Linked DNA regions of Homo sapiens: region 2 is linked to region 1. A link is a loop called in an ENCODE intact Hi-C map of the cell type or tissue named here. Cell type or tissue: GM12878. All regions are shown on one strand. Links, peaks and the distances in the headings refer to the core of each region. The heading gives the core; the rest is flanking DNA.

Evidence for each region. A loop is a pair of places that touch in the nucleus more often than their neighbours do. Peaks named below come from ENCODE experiments on the same cell type or tissue, not always from the same donor. Only the 100,000 strongest peaks of a DNase experiment are listed, where the experiment ranks them.
Region 2: a loop joins it to region 1, with 9 times the contacts of the local background. A loop is called at or near these places in 1 of 110 quality-filtered maps.

The regions. Positions count from the first base shown.
Region 1 is chr20:33,504,788-33,509,787 of GRCh38, forward strand. The region is part of intron 1 of CBFA2T2 (CBFA2/RUNX1 partner transcriptional co-repressor 2); the gene reads left to right. Among named protein-coding and RNA genes, the nearest start is that of CBFA2T2, 17 kb to the left of the region's middle. In GM12878, for the core only: no CTCF peak of the experiment used is centred there; no DNase peak of the experiment used is centred there.
Region 2 is chr20:34,140,734-34,152,092 of GRCh38, forward strand. No RefSeq gene overlaps it. Among named protein-coding and RNA genes, the nearest start is that of EIF2S2, 34 kb to the left of the region's middle. RefSeq lists an enhancer at 2,676-3,176. In GM12878, for the core only: no CTCF peak of the experiment used is centred there; a DNase peak (open chromatin) is centred at 4,978.

The sequences.
Region 1 (5,000 bases), core at 1-5,000:
CAGTTTCACTTGCTTGTTGGTATTTTTGTTTTGTTTTGTTTTAGAATTAATTGTTAAGGAAGCACTATATCTGGGTGAAATCAATTTTGGTCATCTCATTTCTACAATGAAAGGAATACTCTCTGTTACTTGTTTTAGAATGTAGGGTCCCTTGCTATTTATATTCTTTTGGGGTTAGTGCAGTTCTTATTTACACATCATTTGCAGAAATAATGGTAACTACCATTTGTGTATCAGAACAATTTTCACATATCTAATTTTTATAGCAATTAAGGTAGGTAGAAGTGTCTTCATCCTCTTAACTTGTATAAGGAGATTGGTTCGGGTAATCAGGTGATTTACTCACTGTCACACGGCTAGAATGTGAGAGTGTGGCTTTTTGGATTTGGAGCTGTGAGGGGACATTCTGTCTCTCTTTTAAGTAGAGGTGTAATAGAGGAAGATATGGGTGTCATCCCAGTCCTTTCTTTTACCTCAAATTCATAAGCAGTGCAGTCTTGAACAATTCATATTTGAATTTTGAGTTAATTTCATCTTTTCACCTGTCTACCTGAAAAGGTGAGAATCAGTTGAGGGACTGTTAAAGGATGTTTTGAACACTGTATGTTACCTCATGATTAATTTTATAGTACTCTCCATTTGTAGTGGTTTCCATAGTTGTTTATGGGAACAAGTTTGCAGAAAAAAAATGGTTGAATAGAAATAGAAGGGGTCGGCCGGGTGCAGTGGCTCACGCCTGTAATCCCAGCACTTAGGGAGGCCGAGGCGGGTGAATCACTGGAGGTCAGGAGTTCGAGACCAGCCTCAACATGGAGAAACCCCCATCTCTGCTGAAAATACAAAATTAGCCAGGCGTGGTGGTGCATGCCTGTAATCCCAGCTGCTCAGGAGGCTGAGGCAGGAGAATTACTTGAACCTGGGAGGCGGAGGTTGCAGTGAGCCGAGATCGCGCCATTGCACTCCAGCCTGGGCAACAAGAGCGAAACTCTTGTTTCAAAAAAAAAAAGAAAGAAATGGAAGGGGTCAGGTGTGGTGGCTTAGGCTTGTAATCCTAACACTTTGGGAGGCTGAGGCACATGGATCACTTGATATCAGGAGTTCAAGACCAGCCTGGCCAGCATGGGGAAACCCTGTCTCTACTATAAGTATGAAAATTAGCCAGACTGGTGGCGCACGCCTGTAATCCTAGCTATTAGGGAGGCTGAGGCAGGAGAATTGCTTGAACCCAGAAGGTGGAAGTTGCAGTGAGCTGAAATCGTGCCACTGCACTCCAACCTAGGGGACAGAGTAAGACTGTCTCAAAAAAAATAAAAATAAAAAAAGAAAAGAAATAGAAGGGGCTGGGTATGGTGGCTCAAGCCTATAATCCCAGCATTTTGAGAGGCCACAGTGGGAAAATTGCTTGAGTCCAGGAGTTTGAGACCACACTGGGCCAACACAGACCCTGTCTCTACAAGATAATAATAATAGTCATAATAATATAAATTAATACAAAAAAGAAGAGAAGCAATTTAATACAAGAGCTGAATAGCAAAATGGCCAGTACTACTACAATACACACAGAGACACAGGTCCCCTCTTTTTTCATATTTACTTTGTTTTATGTAATACATAAATACATTGAAAAAAATTAATACAGATAAAATAAAAATCCACTTCCTACACTAAGTGAAACCATTAACAACTGTATTATGGAGCTGTTAGATGCAGGGATTGCGCTAAGTGCCATAGGGCTGCCAAGGTAGGTAAGATTCGGTCCCGGTCCTCAGTGATTTTCTAGTTTTCCTTCTGTGCCCTAACAGTTTTTGGATAGCTCTTGTAATAAAAACTTTTAAACAGATGTTTTAAGTTTAGATAGTGATTAACCATCTTTTCCTCTTGTAATTGATGCCATCGAGTGAGAGTTCTGTTGGGAAATAGTGAAACAAGGATTCTGGTTCAATCAATGGAGGCAGGGAATTTCGGAGGAAGGAGATGGGATGCCATCCATGCCCCAGAGCCACTGAGCACTTAGCTGCAGCTGTGGAGAGCAACACTTGGCTAGCTATGAGTTTTCTGTAGGTCTCTAAATAGTTCATGCTAATTTTGTGGATGTTGGACTCTGAGGAATGGTGTGTTCAATGGGGAGAATGTCCAAAAAAACTGTAACTGGTAAGTAGCCATTTGGAATACTGAAATCAATTTCTGATTATGTGAATGTCCCTTTTTTGTAAATTATTTTAGCTTACTTGCCAGTTCAGTTTCTTGGTGTTACCCTGTTAGTTAAATTCAATATGTCATTTATTTAAGGGCCTGATATTTGTATTCTATTAGAAGGACAAACAGCTAATTATACTAGAAGGTGGACTATAATGAATTGTCATTACAGTGACTAAAAGTTATTGATTTTCTAGGATATTCTTGATTTCAGATATTTACTTTGACAAACGTTTATTGAATTCCTTGTATCAGATCCTGGGGGATATAAAGAGTTCTGAGGTCCTGGAGGACTATGTAGTCCAGTAAGGGAGATTGATAGCTTCAGTACCAAATGCTAAGCAGTGTTAATGGCAAGTAACATCCTACCAAGGATGGGCATCTGACCTAATGTGTAAGTATGCATGTGTGAGTGTGTTTCAAAAAAGGCTTCTTAGAGAAAATGATATCTGTTTTGAGCCAATCTGTTTTTCCTTACAACATAAAAAAATAATTTTTGGACTGGCTATGTATTTAGCTAATTTAACATTTGAAACGAACAAAGAATACTTATTGAAGTTTCTCTCACCTCTGCACCAGCCAGTCTTTTCCCCTTCCTGGAAGCAGCTAGCATTACCATTTTTTTCTGGACCCTTTCGATACATTCCTGTAGGCCATATAATGTCGGTAGGTAAAGAACTTCCTCATTTTGCATTGTATTTCATTGTATGACTGCACCATACTTTTTCCCCCCTACTGCTGATGGACATTTACCTTTCAATCCTTTGCTGTTGCAAACAATGCTGCATAACCTTGTAGCAATTGTCTTTTCATAGATCTGTAGAGTAAATTCCTAGAAGTAGAACTGCTGGGGTTAAGGGGTTTGCCTGTTTGTGTAATTTTGATAGATGTTGCCAGAATACCCTCTGGAGAGGTATATCAGCTTTTATACTCCTACCAGCAAAGCATGACCCAAGTGAAGAATGGGTAGGAGATGGGTGAAGTTGAGGCTGGGTCAGGTTTATGAGTGTGAGGGGGACTGAAAGTAGTTATGTATTATTGAAGTGTGAAGTGCTGGGTAAAGAATAGCAGGAGATGAGAGTAGGAAGCAGACGGGTCAGGTCCCTTTGCCTTTGTGCTGTTTTTGTTTGTTTGATAGCCTCTTACTCTGGCCCAGGCTAGAGTGCAGTGGCGCAATCTCAGCCCACTGCAACCTCCGCCTCCCGGGTTTAAGTGATTCTCCTGCCTCAGCCTCCCAAGTAGCTGGTATTACAGGTGTGCGCCACCACACCTGGCTAATTTTTGTGTTTTTGGTAGAGATGGAGTTTCACCATGTTGCTCAGGCTGGTGTCAAACTCCTGGGCTCAAGTGATCTGCCTACCCCGGCCTGCCAAAGTGCTGGGAGAACAGGTGTGAGCTACTGCACCCCGCCTGCCTTTGTTTTTATGCTTGTATTTTTTTGTTTGTTTGTTTTTTTAGCTTTTAAGTTGAGGGCTACATGTGCAGATTTGTTACATAGGTAAACTTGTGTCATGGGCGTTTGTTGTACAGATTACTTCCTCACCCAGGTATTAGCCTAGTACCTGTTATTTTTCCTGATCCTCTCCCTCCTCCCACCCTCCACTTTCCCATAGGCTCCAGTGTGTTTTGTTCCCCTCTTATATGTCTATGTGTTCTCATCATTTAGCTCCCACTTGTAAGTGAAAACATGCGGTATTTGCTTTTCTTTTCCCATGTTAGTTTGCTAAGGATAATGGCTTCCAGTTCCATCCATGTCCCTGCTGCAAAGGACATGATCTTCTTTTTTATGGCTGCATTTATAAGACAAGAGGGGTTTATTTAAACTTCTGCTATCAGAAGTAGGAAATTGGGATCCCATTAGGGCTTAACTTAATTGGTTTGATTTCAGCTTTTTAGCTTGGAGGCTGCTGAAGAGTTAATTTATTGTATGAGAGTTTGGCCGTGTGTGGAGCACAAACTTACTTGTTTTAAAGAAAGGATTTCTTTGTACATTTATTCATTTGCCAGATCAGTCGTTTACATGTGAACCCTCTTCACAGTTAGTTATAGGGAAAACAAGCAGATAATTCATGCCAGTTAAATATTACAATATGTCAGACTTGGCTGGGTGTGGTGGCTCACACCTGTAATCCCAGCACTTTGGAAGGCTGAGGTGGGCAGATCATCTGATGTCAGGAGTTTGAGACCAGCCTGGCCAACATGGTGAAATCCCTTATTTACTAAAATTACAAAAATTATCTGGGTGTGGTGGCACACACCTGTAGTCCTAGCTACTTGGGAGGCTGAGGTAGGAGAAACACTTGAACTCTGGAGGTGGAGGTTGCAATGAGTCAAGATTGCACCACTGCACTCCAGCCTAGGCGACACAGCGAGACTCCCTCTCAAAAAATAAAAAATAAAAAGAACACGACACACTGATTCAGATCCCAAGATTAAGGGGGAAAACAAGGCTTCAGATTTTATTAAACTTATCCTAAATAATGATGTTTTTAAAAGGAAACCTTTGGGGAAATAATCTGTCGGTAACAGATGTCTAAATTTTTCCTTATTTGAAAAGGTCCTGGCTGGGCACGGTGGCTCACACCTGTAATCCCAGCAATTTGGGAGGCCGAGGTGGGTGGATCATTTGAGGTCAGGAGTTTGAGACCAGCCTGGCCCAATGTGATGAAACCTCGTCTCTACCAAAAATACAAAAATTAGCTGAGCATAGTGGTGGGCTCCTGTAATCCCAGCTACTTGGGAGGCTAGGGCAAGAGAATCTCTTGAACGTGGGAGGCGGAGCTTGCAGTGAACTGAGATCACAA
Region 2 (11,359 bases), core at 2,721-7,720, 640 kb after region 1:
CTTTTTTTTTTTTTTTTTTTTTTTCTGAGACAGAGCTTCGCTCTTGTTGCCCAGGCTGGAGTTCAATGGCACGATCTCAGCTCAGTGCAACCTCCGCCTCCCGGGTTCAAGTGATTTTCCTGCCTCAGCCTCCTGAGTAGCTGGGACTATAGGTGCGTGCCACCACACCTTGCTAATTTTTGTATTTTTAGTAGAGACGGGGTTTCACCATGTTAGCCAGGATGGTCTCGATCTCCTGACCTCATAATCCGCCCACATTGGCCTCCCAAAGTGCTGGGATTACAGGTATCAGCCACTGCACCTGGCTGCCACTCTATGTCTTTTAAGTGGAGTGCTTAGACCATTTACTTCAAGGTTAATATTGATATGTTAAGTTTTGTTGCCATTGTAGTGTTGTTATCTAATTGCTTTATAATCTTGATTGTGTAATTGCTTTACAGAGTCTGTGGGCTATGTGCTTTTGTGGTAGCAAGCATCATTCTTTAGTTTCTGCAGTTAGAACTCCCTTAAGCATCTCTTGTAGGACTGGTCTCGTGGTGACAAATTCTCATAGCAATTATTTGTCTGGGAAAGACCTTATTTCTCCTTCATTTATGAAGAGGATTGCTTGAGGCCAGGAGTTCAAAACTAGTCTGGGCAACAAAGCGAGACCCTGTCTCTACAAAGAGTTAAAAAAGATTAGCCAGGCATTGTGGCATGCACCTGTCATCCCAGCAACTAAGGAAGCTGACGTAGGAGGATCACTTGAGCCTAGGAGTTTGAGGCTGCAGTGAGCTATGATTGCACAACTGTATTCTAGCCTGGGCAACAGAGCAAGATCCTGTCTCTACCTGAAAAAAAAAAAAATCCTAAAAATGGGCCCCCAGTCTCTTTTTGTTTGTAAGTCTTTGCTGAGAAATTCATTTTTAGTCTAATATGATGCTTTTCTCTAGTTGCCTTTAAGATTTTTTCTTTCACATTAACCCTGGATACTCTGATGACTATGGACCTTGAGGATGGTCATCTTGCATACTATCTCACAGGAATTCTCTAGATTTCTTGTATCTGCATATTGAACTCTCTAGCCAGATTGGGAAAATTTTCCTGAATTATATCCTTGAATATATTTTTCAAGTTGCTTACTTGTGCTTCTCTCTCAGAAATTCCAGTAAGTCATAAATTTGGTCACTTTATATAATCCCATATTTATTGATGGCTTTGTTCATTTTTTTTTAAATTTTTTTATCTTTATTTTTGTCTGACTGGGTTGATTCAAAGGACCAGTCTTTGAGCTCTGAAATTCTTTCTTCTACTTAGTATAGTGTGTTGTTAAGGCTTCTAGCTATATTTTGAAATTCTGTTAGTGAATTTTTAATTCGAGAAATTGCTTCATTCATTCTTAATACAGCTGTGTTATCTTTCAAATCTTTGATAGTTCTTCTGACTTCCCTGTGTTGGATTTCAACTTTCTCTTTGATCTTATTGAGTTTCTTTGCCATTCATATTCTAAATTCTATATCTGTTAGGATCCATTGCTTGAGACACAATGGGGTCCTTTGGCTAAACACTTTGGCTTTTTGTTTTCCTGGAGTTCTTGCCCTGGTTCCTTCTCATCTGAAGGAACTGACACTTCCTTTTTTTGAATTTGCTATCATTTGGATGGGGCTTCTTGATTATTATTATTATTTATTATTATTTTTTTGAGACAGAGTTTTGCTCTTTCACCCAGGTTGGAATGAAGTGGTGTGATCTCGGCTCACTGCAACCTCTGCCCCCCTCCCCCACCCCCCCAGTTCAAGCAATTCTCCTGCCTCAGCCTCCCGAGTAGCTGGGATTACAGGCACCTGCCACCATGCCCGGTTAATTTTTGTATTTTTAGTAGAGATGGGGCTTCGCCATGTTGGTCAGGCTGGTCTCAAACTCCTGACCTCAGGTGATCCACCTGCCTCGACCTCCCAAAGTGCTAGGATGGATTACAGGCATGAGCCACTGCACCTGGTGGCTTCTTGATTTTTTATTCTTTTTTTCCCTTGTTGGCATGACTGTGGTGTATGTTGTCTATGATTGATTGGCTTTATTTCTGGGTGTTTTCAGGGTGCCAAGGTTCTGTACAGGTTCCTTGGTTGTAGATAAGTTCATGCAGTGGCTTTCTGAAACATTATTTGTTGTAGTGATGCATGCACTTTTGTTCAGTGGTATAATTCAGTTGCCGTCCAGTAGATGGTGTTTAAGAGTAAGAGCCATCAGGGAGGTGTGCGGGTGGAAGCAATGGAGAGTCAATCACAAAAAGCACTTTCCTTCAGGGTATTCACCTTCAGTGAAGGTGAAGCTGCCGGAGAAGCCCAAGAAGTGGTTTCTGTAAGCCCATGCTCCCCAGCCCTGTTGGGAACAGCCACTGTCAAGTCCACAACAGTGCACTGAGGACAAGGGTAAGGGGAGAGAGATGACCTTCTCTCTATGTCTATTTATGGGCTTTGGTGGTACTGCCTTCAGCAACTGGTGCTGAGCTTGCATTTCCTGTGACCCAAGGGGGGCTTTGGCAGGCCATGTTCCCCCTCCCATAGGGATGGACTGCACCAAGGGTTAGATCTCCAGGGGCGTAGGGTCTGCCCCTCTCTTCTGCTTCTTGGAGCTGGTGGGACACTATACCCCAACTGACCAAGGGAGCAGGTTAGGGCACTAAGCAATGACACATGCAGACTGGTTCCAGGTCACAAAGCTGTCCCTAGCTGCAAGTCTCACCACTGGTGAGAAACTTCAGCTTCAGCAACTCTCCTCTCACTCCAGTCCTATGATGGGAGACAGCCTAATTCAGTGTTTATGGCTGGGGCACTCTTCACACTCAGTGACCAATTCTGGCTGTGGGCCCTTCCCCCATTCCAGAGCAAGCACTCTAATCTCTAGCGTGAGACTAAAATGCCTGCTGTGGCTGCCACTGCCAGGTTGCCAAACAATGTCTGGCTTTGTATGAGCCTGGATTAAAAATGGCATCCTCTAATCCCAGCACTTTGGGAGGCCGAGGCGGGCGGATCACGAGGTCAGGAGATCGAGACCATCCTGGCTAACACGGTGAAACCCCGTCTCTACTAAAAAAAAAATACAAAAAATTAGCCGGGCGTGGTGGCGGGCCCCTGTAGTTCCAGCTACTCGGGAGGCTGAGGCAGGAGAATGGCGTGAACCCAGGAGGCGGAGCTTGCAGTGAGCCGAGATAGTGCCACTGCACTCCAGCCTGGGCAACAGAGCGAGACTCCGTCTCAAAAAATAAAAATAAAAATAAAAATGGCATCCTCCTCTTGGCCCCAGATCTGGGAAACTGTCTGCACTTTTCCCAGTATCTTTCCCTTTCTCTGTCTCCCAGGGCTTGGGAGAAACGAGTGTTTTTCCGTGGCCTGGGTTGCACAGATCCGTAGAGGAAAGGTGAGTCATAGAGGGAGACCGACTGCCCCTGTCATATACTGGAGCTTCACTCACATTTATCAGCCAAACACCACCACGGAGGCTGCTTGTCCACCTTCTCCTCCCCAGGGTCTGGGTTATTGTTTACCATTTCAGTGAATTCCTGTCTTCCTTCTTGAATTAAAGCTCTCATAGTTGGTCTTTATGTGCTGTTTTGTTGTTTCCAAGTGGCTAATGCATGCTGAAAGCTTTTAATCTGCCATCTTGAAGAAAAAAGCACCTAGTATTTTTAAATAGAAATTTATATTTTCTGGTTACGAAGGAAATAATGGCTAAAAAAAAAATGAAACATTCCAGAAACAAAAAATGAAAGTCCTCCACAATTTTTATTATGCATGTTTAATAAAAGACCATGAACTCTGCAGAGGAAAAAGGAGAACTTTATTTTCTAAAACCAATCTGCTGGCCAGGCGCTGTGGCTCACACCTGTAATCCCAGCACTGGGAGGCCAAGGCAGGTAGATCACCTGAGGTCGGGAGTTCGAGACCAGCCTGGCCAATATGGTGAAACCCCATCACTACTAAAAGTATAAAACTTAGCCAGGCCTGGTGGCACACACCTGTAATCCCAGCTTTCATGCGCGTCCGTGTGAAGAGACCACCAAACAGGCTTTGTGTGAGCAACATGGCTGTTTATTTCACCTGGGTGCAGGCGGGCTGAGTCCGAAAAGAGAGTCAGCAAAGGGAGATAGGGGTGAGGCCGTTTTATAGCATTTGGGAAGGTAATGGAAAATTACAGTCAAAGGGGGTTTTTCTCTGGTGGGCAGGGGTGGATCTCACAAAGTACATTCTCAAGGGTGGGGAGAATTACAAAGAACCTTCTTAAGGGTGGGGGAGATTACAAAGTACATTGATCAGTTAGGGTGGGGCAGGAACAAATCACAATGGTGGAATGTCATCAGTTAAGGCTGTTTTTACTTCTTTTGTGGATCTTCAGTTACTTTAGGCCATCTGGATATATACGTGCAAGTCACAGGGGATGCGATGGCCTGGCCTGGGCTCAGAGGCCTGACACCAGCTACTCGGGAGCCTGAGGCAGGAGAATCGCTTGAACCCGGGAGGCGGAGGTTGCAGTGAGCTGAGATCACGCCATTGCACTCCAGCCTGGGCAACAGAGCGGGACTCAGTCTCCAATCAATCAATCAATCTATCAAAGCAATCTGCAGACTAAGGAGATGTAGCCTTCCATGCAAACTGAAAATGTGCTCTGAAGTTTTGGGGTGGGTGAAGAGTTAGAGATTATATACACAAAACCTGCATGGTAGGTGAGGGTAATCAGGAGAATGAGGAACAGAGTCTTGATTGGATGGCCTTTAAGCCCAAAATCACCAGTCTCTCTTAATAGGCTTGTTTCAGGTGGTTAGTTGGTTGGCACCAGGTGGTCTCTTGGGGGTCAGTTGGGAAATTCCCAGCTATAGTTGTTTCCAGGCATTGTTCTTTGACTTGGTTGCAGAAAACCAGGTTTTGCGGTGCTTTCTAAGGTCACAGAGAACATGAGCACTCCCTTGCCCTGCCATGGCCTCTTGGGTCTGCTTTTACTTTTGAACCACAAGGAGTCCATCTTGTCTGTTAACTGGGGGCATAATTCAACATTTCCTCCTTTTAGTTGAAACCTGTTGTAGGCAGCACTGATGACCAACTTATGCTATGTCCCTTATTGTTGCTAGGGTGGGTCCATCTAGTCCCTCAGTGGGACTCACGTGGCTGAGAGACTTATGGCCAGTTTAAACAATTTGGACCAAGCAGGGTGAGAAGGACAAGCAGGCACCTGTTAGATCCTTATCAGTGTCTCTTATTGACGTTTGGTAGTACTGGTTAAGTCTATGGATAAGATCTGGAAGCAGGCTGAGTGTGGTGGCTCATGCCCGTAATCCTAGCACTTTGGGAGACTGAGGCTGGAGGATCACTTGAGCCTAGGAGTTTGAAACCAGCCTGGGCAGTATAGTGAGTCCCATCTCTGAAAAACAAAAACAAAAACCTAGACGTGTCATGTGATCAAAATCTGGGTTAGAGAACTGGTAAAACATTTGTTAATGCAGACAAGAATAACTATAAAGAGGAGCTAGGTACTTAGGCCTATTATAAGAAGGATTTAAGACAATGTGAGCCAGGTACAGTGCTTCACGCCTGTAATCCCAGCACTTTGGTAGGCCAAAGTAGGGGGATCGCTTGAGCTCAGGAGTTCGAGACCAGCCTAAGCAACATAGTGAGACCTCATCTCTACTAAAATTTTTTTTAAAAATTAGCTGGCTATAGTGGTGCACACCTGTAGTCCCAGCCACTCAGGGGACTGAGGCAGGATGATTGTATGAGCCCAGGAGGTCAAGACTGCAGTGAGAGTGAGTCCTGATCATGCCATGAAACCCTGTTTCAAAAAAAAAGACAATAACTGTGGACTACAAAAACTTAGGGTAGCCATAATTAAAGATGCAATTGGCAAAGAAATTTGGTTATTTGTGTGGCATAAAACAATTTAATATAATAACCATAATTATGACTGTGATAATATATACTAAGACATGTCAGAATTTAGAAATATGATATGATTTGGAAACACATTAATATTAACATATATAATGTGTTATTAATATTAATTTAATATTAATAATACATTTATATAAATACAACTCAAAGTTAAACACCATTTTAAAATGTGACAATGCTTCCTGTGTGATTTTAGCATACCAAATAAGCCTAATATGTCTTTCTCAGACCTTAGGGGTTCCTGTTATGTCTACGTCTGGGTAAAAAATAATTGATTTTAAAATTTGAGCCAGGCGCGGTGGCTCATGCCTGTAATCCCAGCACTTTAGGAGGCCGAGGCGGGCGGATCACGAGGTCAGGAGTTCAGGACCAGCCTGGCCAACATGGTGAAACCCTGTCTTTTAAAAAAAAAATACAAAAACTAGCTGGGCGCAGTGGTGCGTGCCTGTAGTCCCAGCTACTCGGGAGGCTGAGGCAGGAGAATCGCTTGAACCCAGGAGCAGAGGTTGCAGTGAGCCGAGATTGCGCCACTGCACTCCAGCCTGGGCCACAGAGTGAGACTCCATCGCCAAAAAATAAAAATTAAAAAAAAAATTGAAATTTAATTTTGAGTAGCTTGTCAAATATCAAAGGTTTAAAACGCTTGATCAAAATGAGGCCACAGGTCACTATGAAATGAAACCAAAGTGACAAAAGATCTTAAAGGCACAAAGCACAGAAATTGATGAAACACAAAATGGAATCTCTATTTCCTAGGCCAGTTACTAGGAAGGTAAAGAAAAACGTTTTACAATTTTTGTTTTGCTTTGTTTTGTTTTTAATTGAGACAGTCTCACTCTGTCACCCAGGCTGGAGTGCAGTAGCATGATCTCGGCTCACTGCAAGCTTCACCTCCTGGGTTCATGACATTCTCCTGCCTCAGCCTCCCAAGTAGCTGGGACTACAGGCACCCACCACCACGCCTGGCTAATTTTTTGTATTTTTTTTTAGTAGAGATGGCGTTTCACAGTGTTAGCCAGGATGGTCTCAATCTCCTGACCTCGTGATCCGCCTGCCTCGGCCTCCCAAAGTGCTGGGATTACAGGCATGAGCCACCGCGCCTGGCCCTACAATTTTTCTTAAAGAGCAAATCAATGTTCAAGAACGCCCTGTTGCTTCAAATAGGGACCCCAACTCTGGCCTTGTGTCAGTGTGCTTTTGAATTAGTGTTCAATTTTTACTAAAATTTACAAATAATTTTCTTTTAATTTTAGCTAACTTGATCACACACAAAATTTCTTTCATCAGACTAATCTTTCCCAAACCATTTACAACTTGTCTAAACCTTCAGTTTTGTACATTTCTTTTGTGGGGTGGGAGTATTCTAGCTTAGGGCAAAAATTTACTTTCTTTCTTCTTCATCATTTTGACCACACACGGTATTTTGTCATGTGAAAGAAAAAATTACTCTATCTCTTTTTAAAATTTTTATTTGTTTATTTTTCTTTTTGGGATGGAGTCTTGCTCTGTTGCCCAGGCTGGAGTGCAGTGGCACAACCTTGCTCACTGCAACCTCCACCTCCTGGGTTCAAGCGAGTCTCTTGCTTCAGCCTCTCGAGTAGCTGGGATTACAGGCACGCACCACCACACGCAGCTAATTTTTCTATTTTTAGTAGAGATGGGTTTCACCATGTTGCCCAGGCTGGTCTCAAACTCCTGACCTCAGGTGACCCACCCACCTCGGCTTTCCAAAGTGCTGGGATTATAGGCGTGAGGCACTGCACCCAGCCTCTTTTTAACTTTTTTTAAAATAAGAAACACATCCTTCTTTCTTTATATGCTGTCTATATAGAATTGTTTCTTTTATATCTAGCAGTTTTCATTACATATATTAACTATAATTTTAACTCTTAGTAACCCTAATTTCTGGTGAAAAACCTGGGAAGTAAGTAATTTTGAACTGTTGTATACTAGTATTTGTAGATGAAAAACATTTTGTAATTTTTAGCCTTAAATTTTTGTTTATTAACATCTAAATATATTAGTTATTTCCATACCATATAAAAGTCAAAGTATATAAACTTAAACTTATGTTTAATAATTAATGTTTCAGTATTTTAACTTACCTAGAAATGACTCAGATGTTTTATGATTATGTATTACTTAATTTAACAGAGCATGACTTTGAGATTTTAAATTATGGAAAAGAATTTTGAAACTATGATACGGATACCTTTTCTAATGTCTTTTCCAGTTATCCTGGGTTGCAAGTACCCAGGATAAAAATATAAATAAATAAAAAAGAAAGAAAGATTGGAGTGGCTAGTAGTGCTAGTAGTGATGGTGGCATTTTATAATTTTCTTTTTTTTTTTTTTTTTTTTTTTTTGAGACGGAGTCTCGCTCTGTCGCCCAGGCTGGAGTGCGGTGGCGCGATCTTGGCTCAGTGCAACCTCCACCTCCCAGGTTCAAGAAATTCTCCTGCCTCAGCCTCCCGAGTAGCTGGAATTACAGACGCCCACCACCATGCCCAGCTAATTTTTATACTTTTTTTTAGTAGAGACGGGGTTTTGCCACGTTGGCCAGGCTGGTCTCGAACTCCTGACCTTGTGAACCGCCTGCCTTGGCCTCCCAAAGTGCTGGGATTACAGGTGTGAGCCACTGTGCCTGGCCACATTTTATAATTTTTAAGAGCTTATGTTTGGCAGGGCTTTTTCTGTGAATTTTGTGTGATCTGGGTTGGGGCTATGTCTTTCCAGAGAGATTGAGTATTTGCTCTTGTCAAATACCTCAACGTAGGACTAATTTTTTACTTTAATTTTTTGGCTTGAAGGTTCTAAAAACATGTGGTTAGTGTAAATATGATCCTCAAATCCACCTGAGGGTGGGCCTATGGTTATACATTCTTAAGGAAGCCTTTTTAAAAATTTTTTATGCAGAACAAGGCATACTTCCTCATTATTTCTCTATGATGGTGGAAAAACTAGTTCATTTTTTGACTAAGGTCCAAGTTTTCCCTGGACTTTTGAGTTCTAATATCCTGCTTCATTTTCTATTACTGTGTGTCTGTCAGAATACCAGGTCCTTGATTTCTGAGATAAGCAATCTTCTCCACTCCCTTATCTATAGGATTAGGATCAATTTGTGTTTATCTTCCAGTTTTAGCGCCTTTTTTTTTTTTTCTTAAGATGGAGTCTCTCTCCGTCCCCCAGGCTGTAGTGCAATGGCAATGGCGTGATCTCAGCTCACTGTAACCTCTGCCTCCTGGGTTAAAGTGATTCTCCTGCCTCAGCTTCCTGAGTAGCTGGGACTACAGGTGTACTCTACCACGCCTGGCTAATTTTTGTATCTTTAGTAGAGATGGGGTTTCACCATGTTGGCCAGACTGGTCTCAAATTCCTGACCTCAGGTGATCCACCCACCTTGGCCTCCCAAAGTGCTGGGATTACAGGCATGAGCCACCGTGCCTGGCCTAGATCCCTCTTTATTTTTAGTCTCTGGAAAGAGAGAGAGAGACAAAGAGAGAGGAAGAGAGAGAGATCAATCCTAGACTTTTACTTTCTTCGGAGAGCAATATGCATTTAAAATAATGTTTACGATATTTTAGTCCTCAATTTTAGGCATCTTGTGGCTGAGGGTTTTCAGAAAATCTAGACTGAAATATTGCTGGAAACAGAATGGCGTTAAACTATTCCTTCTCTCAACTCCTCAGAGTCCCTTGGGATAAAATATGCAATAAACATGTGAGGGCCTCTCCAGTCATCACTGATTTATTGGAGTCTGAAAAGTAAAAACAGGATAGTGTAATGTTCCTCATTAGGATTCTGCTTAATACTTAACTATTTTGTTAATATTTGGTTTTGCTTAATTTTACCCACATCACTTTTCTCGGAAATGGACGTTATGGGGGTTCTAATGGCTTCTTGAACATCAAATAGCTCTTAAAAGTAAAACCGTGACGGACAGAGGGAATTAATCAAACAGGGATTAAATTTCCCTTGAAACACATGTGGGTTTAATACACATGAAATACATACTTCCCTTGAATTACATATGAGTTTATGAAGAGCAGGAAAGTTCTTCATAATTTAAAAAATGTGGGATAATATTTGAGATGCTTGAGAAATGCAAAATGTTGCTGAACAAATAGTCCCGACCAGGAGATGAAAACATCTCACACTGTTTCAGACACACAGTACACACTTAAGGAATTTTGGCACAATCTCAATTTTTCAAATGTTTCAAACACCCTTAAGCTTATTTCTGTGGAAGAAACTTCTTTCCCACCTACGTGCAATCGAATGTTCAGGGTATGCCGCAAAGAAAAGGAGGGGTTAGTACATTCTACCTGAAGGAATCTAAAAAGGCAGGACAGATGGTGCTAGAGCTGAGTCCTAAAAGAAGAGCTGTTTGCCTGGTAGACTATGATGGGCAGAGGGAGCAGCATGTGTAAAGACTCAGAGGCAGGAAAACAGGTTGGAATTTTTAGGGAACTGCAATTAATTTGCTATGCCAAACTATATTATAGGAAAGGGACACAGTGAGAGATGGGGCAGCAGGACCAGTTAGAAGTCCAACTAAAGAGGGATTCGACTTTATCCTGAAAGATCAGTATTATGATTATTATCACAATATCTCAGCCCTCTATTTATTTAGAGACAGAGCCTGGCTCTGTCACTCAGGCTGGCATGCAGTGGCACAATCTCAGCTCACTGCAACCTCTGCCTCCTGGGCCGAAGCCATCCTCCCACCTCAGCCTCCCAAGTAGCTGAGATTACAGGCATGCATCACCACACCCGGCTAATTTTTGAAATTTTAATAGAGACAGGATTTCACCATGTTGCCCAGGCTGGTCTCAAACTCCTGGCCTCAAGTCATCCTCCCGCCTCAGCCTCCCAAAGTGTTGGCATTACAGGTGTGAGCCACAGCACCTGGCCTCAGCACTCACTTATATAAATATGTTTTAAAATTACCTTTATCAAGGATAATCTATATACAATAAAATGCACCAATTTCAAGTGTGTCTTGGTGACTTTTGACAAATTTATACATCTAGGTAACCAACAACAATTTATAGAATTTTTTCTTTTTCTTTTTACTTTTTCTTTGATATCTAATAATTGTACATATTTATGGGATCAATCTTTAGAATTCCTTCCTTCCTTCCTTCCTTCCTTTCCTTCCTTCCTTCCTTCCTTCCTTCCTTCCTTCCTTCCTTCCTTCTTTCCTTCTTTCTTTCTTTCTTCTTTCTTTCTTTCTTTCTTGCTTTTAGAGGCAGAGTCTTGCTCTGTCATCCAGGCTGGAGTTCAGTGGTGCAATGATAGCTCACTTCAGCCTCAATCTCTTGCACTCAGGCAATCCTCCTTCCTTGGCCTCCCACAGCACTGGAGTTATAGGCATGAGCCACCATGCCTGGCCTAGAATTTTATATTGAGAAGTGAAGCCAGCTGGACTTCCTGGGTCA